3 separate regions of the Homo sapiens genome follow, and all the other regions are linked to region 2. A link is a loop called in an ENCODE intact Hi-C map of the cell type or tissue named here. Cell type or tissue: heart right ventricle. All regions are shown on one strand. Each heading gives the region's core, and the rest is flanking DNA. Links, peaks and the distances in the headings are about the cores only.

What was found. A loop is a pair of places that touch in the nucleus more often than their neighbours do. Peaks named below come from ENCODE experiments on the same cell type or tissue, not always from the same donor. Only the 100,000 strongest peaks of a DNase experiment are listed, where the experiment ranks them.
Region 1: a loop joins it to region 2, with 7 times the contacts of the local background. A loop is called at or near these places in 43 of 110 quality-filtered maps.
Region 3: a loop joins it to region 2, with 2.4 times the contacts of the local background. A loop is called at or near these places in 15 of 110 quality-filtered maps.

Annotation. Positions count from the first base shown.
Region 1 is chr15:71,573,467-71,576,902 of GRCh38, reverse strand. All of the region lies in intron 7 of THSD4 (thrombospondin type 1 domain containing 4), which reads right to left. Among named protein-coding and RNA genes, the nearest start is that of THSD4-AS2, 120 kb to the left of the region's middle. In heart right ventricle, for the core only: a CTCF peak has its summit at 1,238; no DNase peak of the experiment used is centred there.
Region 2 is chr15:71,728,586-71,732,797 of GRCh38, reverse strand. It overlaps THSD4 (thrombospondin type 1 domain containing 4), which reads right to left. Exons shown (of 18, transcript NM_024817.3): 9 at 4,074-4,212; 10 at 1,581-1,677. Among named protein-coding and RNA genes, the nearest start is that of THSD4-AS2, 39 kb to the right of the region's middle. In heart right ventricle, for the core only: a CTCF peak has its summit at 2,052 (motif pointing right); a DNase peak (open chromatin) is centred at 2,109; H3K27ac peaks cover 1,254 bases.
Region 3 is chr15:71,547,399-71,550,834 of GRCh38, reverse strand. The region is part of intron 7 of THSD4 (thrombospondin type 1 domain containing 4); the gene reads right to left. Among named protein-coding and RNA genes, the nearest start is that of THSD4-AS2, 140 kb to the left of the region's middle. In heart right ventricle, for the core only: no CTCF peak of the experiment used is centred there; a DNase peak (open chromatin) is centred at 964; H3K27ac peaks cover 1,048 bases.

The sequences.
Region 1 (3,436 bases), core at 16-2,515, 160 kb after region 2:
CCAGGAAACAGAAAAGATATCAAGCTTAAGGGTATAACAAAGCTGTTCTGGCTGAGTACAACACCTGACTTTGAGACCACTGGTAGCCAAGGCAAAAAAGGTAACATGTTATCTTTTTATCTGAAAGGGGGAGAAAAGATAAATTCAAAGGAAATTAGAAAGGATACTAAAATTTCCTTAACGTCTACTGTGTGATATAAGAGAAAGTGTCCTTAACACTGAGGCAGGAGAATCACTTGAATTCAGGAGGCAGAGTTTTAGTAAAATCAAATGGTTGTCAATCAAACTGACATAATTTCATAGTATGTACTATGTACATGACTGTCCTAACAAAAAACAAAATGAAGGCAGAAGTAGATTTTTAATTGGCTGTTTCATCTTTCATAAAAGCTAAGAACATAGTAGCAGAATGTAGCTTTCTGGAGGTGACGTGTAGAGGGGCCTGAGCTGAGGTCCAAGTATTTTGACTTGCTCAAAGAGTAGATTCAGAATTCCCAGTGAGAGGGGAGGAAGGAGAATGTTCCTTAAACTGTTTTCCTAAACATCTTTAAAAACAAACAAACAAACATGGTTTTTAATAGGAGCTCAACTGCAAATGCTAACAGGTAGTATTTTCTGTTAAGGTCCTGATGCATGCAAATGTATTGAGAAAGATTATACTAAATATTTTTCTCTTATTCAACCACAGGTTTTCAGAATATTGGATTTTATAGAACAAAATTTCCAAAAAGAATTTTGAGGGCTCCATGGATTTGTCCACTTTTTATTGTCAAGTGAGAACAATTTTTTTTTTTTTCCACAAAAAAGACTACTATCTAACTCTTACTATCCTTTCATAAAAGACATTTTAATACCAAAAAACTGCAGAGGACATAATCTCATAATAAAAGAGAAGTGATATAAATGAACAAATTTAGCTTCATGTAAGACTCTACAATAGTCTTCATTTTCACACTTTCCTCAGGGCCAGTGCAAACGGCATTGAGAAGGATTTAGGAACCTCTGACCTAGATTGTAAGTATCTTGCAGGCAGAGCCTAGCCCACAGACAGACAACTTTCTAACTTTTTTCATTCCTTTGCCAAATATTTGTACACTCAACACCATATAAAGTAGACTTTTTTGTTGTTGTTGTCGTTGTTGCTTTAGAGGGATTATTCATAAATTTCCTACAGTCCTCTGGAAAGTCCATATAACTAGCAGCTCCACTTTAGAGACAATAATGAGGGAAGGTCATCTAGTGGTAATACACGTAACTACAGGCTTTCCAAAATAATCTTTCTAGAATTCAGTTTCCAGGTATGAATTTTGGCTCAATGTAGGACTTCAAACACAACTTATTAAAGACGAAGAAACAAAATGTCCCGATTTCCAGTGCATTTCTGGGTATATGAAGGTACTCTTCTTGTTCATTCATTTTAGTGATTTTATTTATCACCTACTGTATTCAAACAGGATTTTAGGCAACTTACAAAGTATGCAATTCAAAGCTACCTTCTAGTTTTTGCTCATCACTAAAACAAAATAAAACTTAAAGTATGTACAGATGAGATCTGTTTAAAGGAATAATAATATGAAGCTAAAAGTGAAATCAGTGCCAAAATACATGTCACATGGTCTTTGTATTTGCTGGTGGTAGATCACATATTCAGCCTTAAGCTTTCCAGCAGACAACTTGAAGAGAGAAATCCATTGGCTTCCTAAGTTACAAATCCATAAAATTGAAAAAACCAAACAAGCCCAGCTTTAGAGAAGTCTAGGTTTGCCTAGTGCTGAGACAAGAGAGTAATCTCTCCCATGGTGCAGTAAAATGAACAATGCCCTCAGCAACAAGCTGGTAGTAAATACGATAGTGAGATGCATGAGTTCGGTTTCCTATAACTTCCTCTATATACGGCTGATGCATCGCTAAAGCCCCAAGCATAAAGGTAATTCCACAGAAGACTATAATGCTGTGGTCCAGGTATGCAGCTTCTGCCAGTCCTGCTTGGTCAGAACATATTCCAGGATATCTAGAGAAATGGACTAGATTGTAACAGTTTCAGGCAATCGCTATGGTAGATTACAAAAATGGCTATACCTGTTCATGCCTTTCCATATCAATTCCTGTGGAAATGTGACTTTGAAGCTCCTCCTGTGAAGAGATGATCACGGTCATGTATGAGATATAAGACCTCATGTTTAGAGGTCTTGTATCACCTCTAACCTGGGCACTACAAACTGAGGCTCAGACAGACAAACGGACTGCTCAGGGTCACATAGCATGATGCCAGAGATGCAAACCTATGTGTGACAGTCCCTTTGACATCCTAATGCCCACCTTCATAGCCATCGCTGCTGACTTAGTTAGTGAAAGGAGATTCAGGACCCAGTTATTGGTACCATGAGGATCCAGGTGAGGATGGATCCTTTTTAATTGGATGGATGGTACCTTTTTAATTATATGATCTTGGTTTAGTGTTTCCAAAACTTAGTGTTAGGTATCATGAGGATCTAGATGAGGGAGTCAGCATACCTTTTAATTATATGAAAAATAGTTTAGTGTTTCCAAGCCTCATTTTGCTTGTCAGCAAAAGGGGATGACAATAATATCTACCAGGGTTGTTGCAAGGTTCAAAACTTGAGCCTATCATAAATGTTTGCCATTGCATTGACACACAATAGGGGCTTAATAAATGTTGAATGCATACATGAAGGGATGCATTACTCTCTAAGGCATATACTTGAACTAAGGGCTGTGGCTCACCATCAGACACTACAATACAGGGTCAGTCAGCAAATATTCACTGACTGTCTACTGTGCACTGAGGTACTGCGATACAGTAGTGAGCTAGAGAAGTTCTGCGCTACTTTCTCAAGAATTGAAATTATGGTTTCGCCTCTTCAGTCAATACCCATCTGAACTGCAGGCATTCACTCCGACTTCTCTAAAATCCTCTATGGAACATTTTAAAAAGATTAAAAGCCCTTCATTCAACAGACATTCATTAGAATCCTTGCTTGTCCTAGACACTCCAGTAGGTGCTGGGGAAACAGCTAAAATCAAAGTAATCAAAGCGACACAATTAGTATTAAGTTACTAAATGAAGTCACAACTAGTGAGGCTGCAGGAAATCAATCAGAGCTCATATTGACATTTATTATAGCTCATAATCCTTCAGAAACAGTTGATTCATAACCTACCTCTACAGCAATGGAGAGCATATGAATGGAGCACATTGTAGAAGGGAAATTAGATTATCCTATTCCCCAAAGAGTAATTAATTTATACAGTGGATTTGAGGAAATATTTTTACATTAAAACAGTATGGTGTTTAACTTATTTCACAGGTGGCATTTGAGGGAAAAAGGGAACTATTGAATAGAACCAAACTGTGTAATTCACAAAGCACAGATTAAAGTTTTGAAAGGTCTAGAAACATTCCTTTGGCCAATTG
Region 2 (4,212 bases), core at 848-3,347:
AACCTCTCAGTGATATAACAAGCACAAAGTATGGTCACACAGGCCCTCCTCAGGTCACTGCCCAGGTGTGAGATCAGGACAATTATTAACTTACTCTTCCTAAGCTTCCATTTCCTTACTCTTAAAATAAGGCTAATAATAGTACTTCCCTCCAAGTACCTCCCTCTGTCATGAGAATTCAAAGAACTAATCTACGCAAAGAGCTCAGCACAGCAGTTTCTAAGCCCTTGCACACAGCAAGGACTCAATGTGTGTGAGCTATAATTACCATGAATACTTCTGCAGACCTTCCTATTTTAAGGAAGGAAAAGACTGCCTGCATTTGGGTGGTGGGCTCCATCATCCTCCGGTAGAGAAATGTCTGCAGACTCAGAGAGCAGTCCCATGCCCAGTGCCAGCCGAGAGAAAGCTGCCTGCTCTGTCCATAAGCAGAGCCCACCAGGAAGACTCAACATGGATTGTTAGGTGTGAACTCATTATTCTTGTCTTATAGGTCAAAGTATTATTAACAGAAACAAAAGGGGAACCAAGAGAAAAGGCATATAGTAGACAGATAATGGCCCCCTAAAGATGTCCACATCCTAATCCCTGGAATCTGTGAACATGCTACCTTACATAGCAAAAATGGACTTTGCAGGTGAGACTAAATTACAGATTTTGAGAAGGAGAGATTATCCTGGATTACTTGGGTGGGCCCAGTGTAATCTGAAGGGTCCTTATAAAGGAAAGAGAGAGGAAGATGAGAGTCAGAGAGGAGATGTGATGAGGCCAGGGTCAGAGAGAGATTTGAAAGTGCCACCCTGCTGGCTTTGAAGGTGGAGGAAGGGGCCAGGAACCAAGGAAGGCAGGTGGCTCCTAGAAGTTGGAAAAGGCGAGGAAGTGGGTTCTCTCCTAGAGCCTCTGGAGAGAGAGGGGCCCTGATGACACCTTCATTTTGTCCCAATGAAACCCACTTCAGACTTCTAACCTCCAGAGCTCTAAGAAAGTAAATTTGTGTTGTTTTTTCTTAATTTTGAGATAGGGTCTCACTCTGTTGTCCAGGCTGGAGTTCAGTGGTCTGATCACGGCTCACTGCAGCCCCAACCTCCTTGGGCTCAGATGATTCTCCCACCTCAGCCTCCTGAGTAGCTGGGATTGCAGGCACACACCACCATGCCTGGCTAATTTCTGTAATTTTTTTTGTAGAGACAGGGGTTTCATTATGTTGCACAGGCTGGTCTTGAACCTCTGGGCCCAAGCGATCCACCTGCGTCGGCCTCCCAGAGTGCTAGGATTACAGGCATGAGCCCCCTTGTCTGGCCTGGAAACTAGTATAAAGCATTTCAAATGTTGAACTGGCAGGGCAGACCCAGGATGCTCATGCCATTTTGGAATCGAGTGAATGAAACAGTCTCATCAGTGAAGGCTCAGACAAATGGTGAAGCCTGCTCCAATGTCAAGGCCCCTTGGCTTTGAAATATGCGTCCCTCAATTTTCTCTGTGTTGACCGAGAGACAGAGGGTGGATGCACAAGAATTGAGAGAGAGAAGGCTTTACAAGGAAATGACCAGAGTCCCCGGCCACAAGACAAGGGATTCTACCTGGTCTCCTGTGGGGTGGCACCTGGGGGCTGATGGCGTTGGTCCCCATGATCACGTACTCGTAGTGCACGCCTGGGTTTGGCTGCTGGTGTATCATCTGCTGACACAAAAATCAGTGTTACCGCACTTGGCACGTATGCACACCCCTTCTGGGTTTCAATGGCATTTGCAGAACTACTGAGAAATGACTGGGTTGGTTCACTCTAGTACGCATCCAGTAATATCAGTGAACCTGTGGCAGATTAAACAAAGTTATTCCTGGATGGCTTTTTGTCATTTACTTTTGAAGAATGAAGAACTTAGGCCGAGCAAATCAGAAGAAGACTAAGCTAAGAGTCAAGATTTTCTAAACTCCAAAGGAGAAGATGGAGCAACGGTAGCAGAACCTTTCTGTCCTTAGATTTTGCTCAGTGCTCTTGAAACATCCAACACAGATAAATACGTGTACACTGCAGGAGAACTGTTTTAACACTAGGTGGCGTGACAAAGTCATGCGAACAAGCAGCAGACCTCCTGGACAGAGCCACCCCGGGATGCTTTAGGTTCCCTCAAAGTTCTTGACCTGGCTGGTGAGGCTGGCCCCCAGGTCCCTCCCTCTTATTCAGGGAAAGCCCCAGAAACACAAAGACATGGGGCCAGGAAAACAAGTAGAAGCGACCCAACTCTTGCTGGGTCATATTCTCTTAGGAATGATGACAAAAATAGGATGGCAAGCAGGAATCTACGTAGGACTGTGGAAGTCAGCAGCTGAACATTGTCTGGGCTGAAAACATATTAAATGAGCATGGCCCAACAGAATACGTCCCTCCCTATTGGATTTAGAGCACACAGTCTTTGCTGCCCATGGATTTCCTGATGGGGAGCAGGGTGGTGGGCTAAACCCAGCAGCAGAATGAGAATCCACAGTGTAAATATGAGCCGTGCAAGGAGACACGGTCGGGTTTGATGTTTCTGTCTCTGCTGCTTTATAAAGCAGCTCTCCTATTGACCAGCTGTGTAACCTAGAGCAAGCCCCTTCACCCTGCAGTTTTTGATTTCTTCCTTGGGGAAGGAAGAGGTTAGAATCATGTCACTTTCAAAGGTCCTTTCCAGCTAGAAGCATCTCTGAGTCACTCCTGCATGGTGGGTCCTGTGTCTATTCTTCCTGTTTATGCCATGATCTCTTGCCACTCCCTACTGATGAAATGGGTCTTCATTTTATAAATTACCCAAAGGAAGGCAGACCTGAGAACCCCTGGGATTCTCCTACCCAGGAACCAATATCAAACCATCGGCGTTGCAGAAACGTGGTGGGCACTGAATCCCCAAGGGACACGGTTGTGTGACCTCAGGTTCCTGCTGTGTATCCCTCATCCCCTCACTCCCTTTTCACACAATCTTCCTCTCGGTCTGTGGCTGGAAATCCTCCCTCCCTCTCTGGTGCCTCTTCTGCCTGAGCATTCTGCCAGTGCAAAACCTTGTCCCGTTTATGAAATTGCTGTTGGCTTCCATTCCTAGACCACCCACAGTAGGCCTTTAACAACCTGAGTTTTTACCTCTGATGCCATTTAAAATATATTCAGATTCAACCAACCAACTGGACAGTCTAAAAAAAAAATCCAAAATAAACTACAACAAGGCTTCCTTTGTAATTTCGAGTCTACTAGGCCCAAGAGGAAAGGACATAGAACTGTGTGTAGGTGGAGAAGTAATGACAATGCAATTAATAATATTTCTAAAACTCTGACACAGCAAATATGTTAATCAGCTCAGCTTTGGGGACAGAAATAATGTGTATATTCATGGGTGATCTCAATCTTTTTATCAAAATGTTATTTCAAGCTTTTATGTCTTATCACCCTTTATTTCCTGGTCTTTTAAGAAGATTGAATTCTAGTGGTTTCCTTTGAACGTAAGGACCATTTAAAACTCTTGAGCAATTTAATATCTTAGTTTCACGTAAAAGAAATTAAGGTTTTGTCTTCTATGAAGCAGGGAGCTTCTAGTAAATCTCTCTACTGTGACTCTCAGCTTTATTGTTTCATCTGGAGGGCTCTGGAGCTCTCCTTTCTTCATTTGCTCTCAGAGTCTGAACAGGGCTGGGAGCTGGGAGCGGTCCTGCCTTCCTTTAGGCTCTTGCTTTCTTTTGCCATAAAAAGAAAACATGCCAAATTAGCAGTATAAGGAAAGTGCCTGGAGGAGATCCAATGCTCATGAAATAAAGGGCATGTTTTGCCTCTGATTTGGTTCAACAAGTAAAATTGGTTTTACTGGGTCAATAAACTCCGAAGGTAATAAGCATCTGGTGGAGTTGGAGGTTGCTGTGAGCTGGGCCCATTCAGAAGTAAAGGCAAAGATGAACGCCAAGCATTCAAGGAGTGCCTCCAACAGGCTCTGCTCAAAGGGTTTTTATTGAGTATGGGCAATGATTTGTTGCTTATTTGTTCAGAGTATGTTCCTTAGAAGTGACAAGATTCAAAATCCAAAGAACAGTCCAGAAACATCCAAACTCACGTAGACATCCAAGATCTCGTTGGTGGGACCTTCCGCCAAAAAGGACTCTCCGGCAGTGCTCGAAATCTCATTTGGACGCTTGTAGGTGAACATGGTCCCTCCGCCCTCGTATTTTCCTGGTCGATCAATTGCCCAGTTC
Region 3 (3,436 bases), core at 16-2,515, 180 kb after region 2:
ACACTTTCATCACCATGAAAAGAAACCTTGTCTGTACCCATCAGCAGCTAAGATATTTATTTTTCATTTTGATAGGTTTTGCCATACTGTACCGTCAAAATTAAAGAACATCCACGCCTGTAATCCCAGCACTTTGGGAGGCTGAGGTGGGCGGATCACGAGGTCAGGAGATTGAGACCATCCTGGCTAACACAGTGAAACCCCATCACTACTGAAAATACAAAAACAAAATTAGCCGGGCGTGGCGGCAGGCACCTGTAGTCCCAGCTACTTGGGAGGCTGAAGTGGGAAAATGGCGTGAACCCGGGAGGCGGAGCTTGCAGTGAGCCGAGATTGTGCCACTGCACTCCAGTCTGGGCGACAGAGCAAGACTCTGTCTCAAAAATAAGAAAATTAAAGAACATCTTTTTGACCACACTTTGCAGAATTTATCATATTATTCCAAATATGGAATGTAGCAGATTTCTAGTTGCATCTCCCTCCCTGTCCCTACATATAACAATGTCTCATTGGTCTTATCTGAGAAGGTAAGTCCAAGTTCAAGAAAGAAAATGCAAGCCTCCCATTCCCACCTCCCCTTCCCCGCCATTCTGCTGCATCCTGCAAAGAAGCTGCACGTTGGCACGCTCCCCACGCTGACAAATGCCTCAAAAGTCCAGCTTGACTTTAAAAGTCCTTTACAGTCTTTTCGGGGATACGCCCCATCTGTACAAGTGTACACGACTGCCACCCTAACCTTGACTAAGACAAAAGGGATTCTCATGATCTCACTGTTCTGAGTTTAATGCTCTGGCAATGGGAAAATTAAAGAAGGCACAGTTCTTTTCTGTGTCTGTCCTCCAACCCATGCACTGACACCATACCAGGTTGTTCTGTCCTTGGACCACAGTCACCAGCACTGACAGTGCCAGCCACAGGACGCCAAACAAGGCTTGCTTTGCATCACAGCCCTCCTCTCCCCACCTGCCAGGTCCTGCTTATCTGAAAGGACCTCACACCCTAGAAAACTGACTGTAAACTGCTTCCCAGAGTGTGCCGCTTGGCTTCCAGCCCCACGTGGAGAACACAGCCCTCCAAGCGCCCCCAGGTGTATGACGCTTTCTTACCCATTCTTCCTTCTCCTCATGTGTTTTTAGGAACATCCAAAGGGAAGATAATTAAAACCTGCAAGAAAACCAGCTGGCAGAGAAAAGGAAAATCCTGGTGACTTAGTGACGACGCCACATGTTTATGGGTAAGTTTTGCAAGTAACACGACAATAAAAAAGAGGCTGTTATAAATAAATGCCACATTCTTCAAAGCTCTATATAAACTACATTCTTTTTAAGAGGTGGGGGCTACTCATACTCATGCTCCTTCCTCATCATTTCATTTCCAAGAAGGAAAAAGGAATCCTAATTGTATAATTTCCTAGGAGCTCAGGCGTTCTGGAGCCAACAGCACAGAAACACACACGCACTCACACACGCATGCACACACATGCACACACTAGGGGAAAGAGGGAAAGCAAGAAAGAAAAGAGGAAGAGGCCCAAGAGGATCTTTACTTAGCAAAGCAGAGTGGAACAAAGGGGCAGGAGGGCAGGCATCTCACTACCTCTGATCGGGTTTTCTAGCTATTCATGTTAAGCACACATACTTTTAACTCATAAGACAAAACCTCTGCCTTCCTCTCTCAAACGCTGAGCACTGTCTGAAAAGCACCAAGATTTGGGTGAGCCTGTATAATCCCTTTCATTTTTCATCTGCTTTGCTGATTGTCAGGTGAAGCAGAGCCATTTGCCACTCTGCATGTGACACAAGGCTAGGGGCACACAGATTCCGGCGTGGCCTTCCCCACGAGTCAGCTGTGTGCAGGTAACTAAAGCCTGCCCTTTGCTTGCTGTTAATAAGAATAATTGGCACACCACTGAGGGGCTGCTGGAGCACTGTGATTTGCTCAGTTCGGGGGTCTCCCCAGACCATATGTGCATGCAGCGGTGATAGAAATATTTTCCATATGAGCTCTCCTCTCGCCTGCTTAAATGCTCCAGGCTGAGTGAGGCCAGCCCATTTGTCATTCACTCTACACACGAAAAAAATCAACAGGGAAATTGCGAACTTCAACTACAACTAGAGGGCAATGGTCTGCTTTCAGCTTCCAGCATCACTCACCCATTCAGTTCCTCCTGCTCCCATTCAAGGGCTCAATCCCCCCACAGGCCCAGAAAATGTCTACAGAGCAGAGGACATGAGTAACTAATAAGTGAAAAGCCTACAACAAGTGACCCGTTGCTGCATGTCTCTGAGCTGCATGTCTGTTTTGAACAGAGCAACAAGCCTGCTGAAACCACAGCTAGCCTTGCAGCCGTGGGCTTGGGAGCACTCCCACTTCCACTCTTCTTAGACAAGGGAAAGTAATTACATTAGGCTTTCAGAGCCTGCTTGGTCCCTGACAAGGCTAACAAAAGGCAAAGCTGTGAAGTGGCCTCATGGCCTTTTTAGGAGATACACTTTTCATTTGGCTTTTCAAAGACGAAGATGGATGCAGGAGAAAGGCTGTCCTTTCGTTACTCAGGCATCAGGGTAAGGAGGGAAAGGAGTGGATGAGGGAAATACGTTGCAGGCTTGTTTGCAGGTGAGGGTGGATACACCAAGGTGCTTCCCTCTCTGGACTCAATGATCATCTATCCCAATCTCTTTGCCTGCATCAAAAACTGACTCCAGGAGGTATCACTGATGTTAAAAAAAAAAAAAAACTGTACCCAACAATCACATGAACTAAACCAGTAATAATAAATCATCCTCATGAACTTAAAATATGTCTCCCTGCTAAGGTACATCTGGGTACACTCCTAGCCCTGTTGTATATCATTCTCCCTCTTCAAATCTATGATAGAAAGTTAAGCACAGATTTTTCTAAGCACATCAAAGAAAAAAAAAAAGAGAGAAGTGTTGCAAAAGCAGGGAAGAAAAGCAATTCCCCTAGCATGTACATTCTCTCTGCAGCACTGGAGAAAAATTCTCAAAAGGTAACAGTCCCTAACGAAATCTGACATGGCACATCTTTTTTTTTTTCTGCTACAGCAGGAGAAGCGTGCGTGCTACAGGCATCTGTCACCAAGGCCAGAGCAACTTCCCAGTGTGGCAACTGCACAGACAGCTTCAAAATGACATTTTAGAAAGTATAAAATTCTTCAAGAAGAAAAGAAGTCTTCATATAAGAAAAGGCAAGAGAAGCCTACAAAAGTAATATAAAGCATTACTCTTTGCACCCCATAAAATTCCATTCCCTGATCCCTCTTGGTAGATAGAAGAGGAAATATAATGCTGAAAAAAAATACAACTTCTGACAAGATATTTTATTTGGCTTACCTCTCCCCCAGGTCTTGCTAACACTGCTGTTTGAACGTGGAGCAATGTTAATATCAGGTAGCTGACAAACATTATTACCCAAA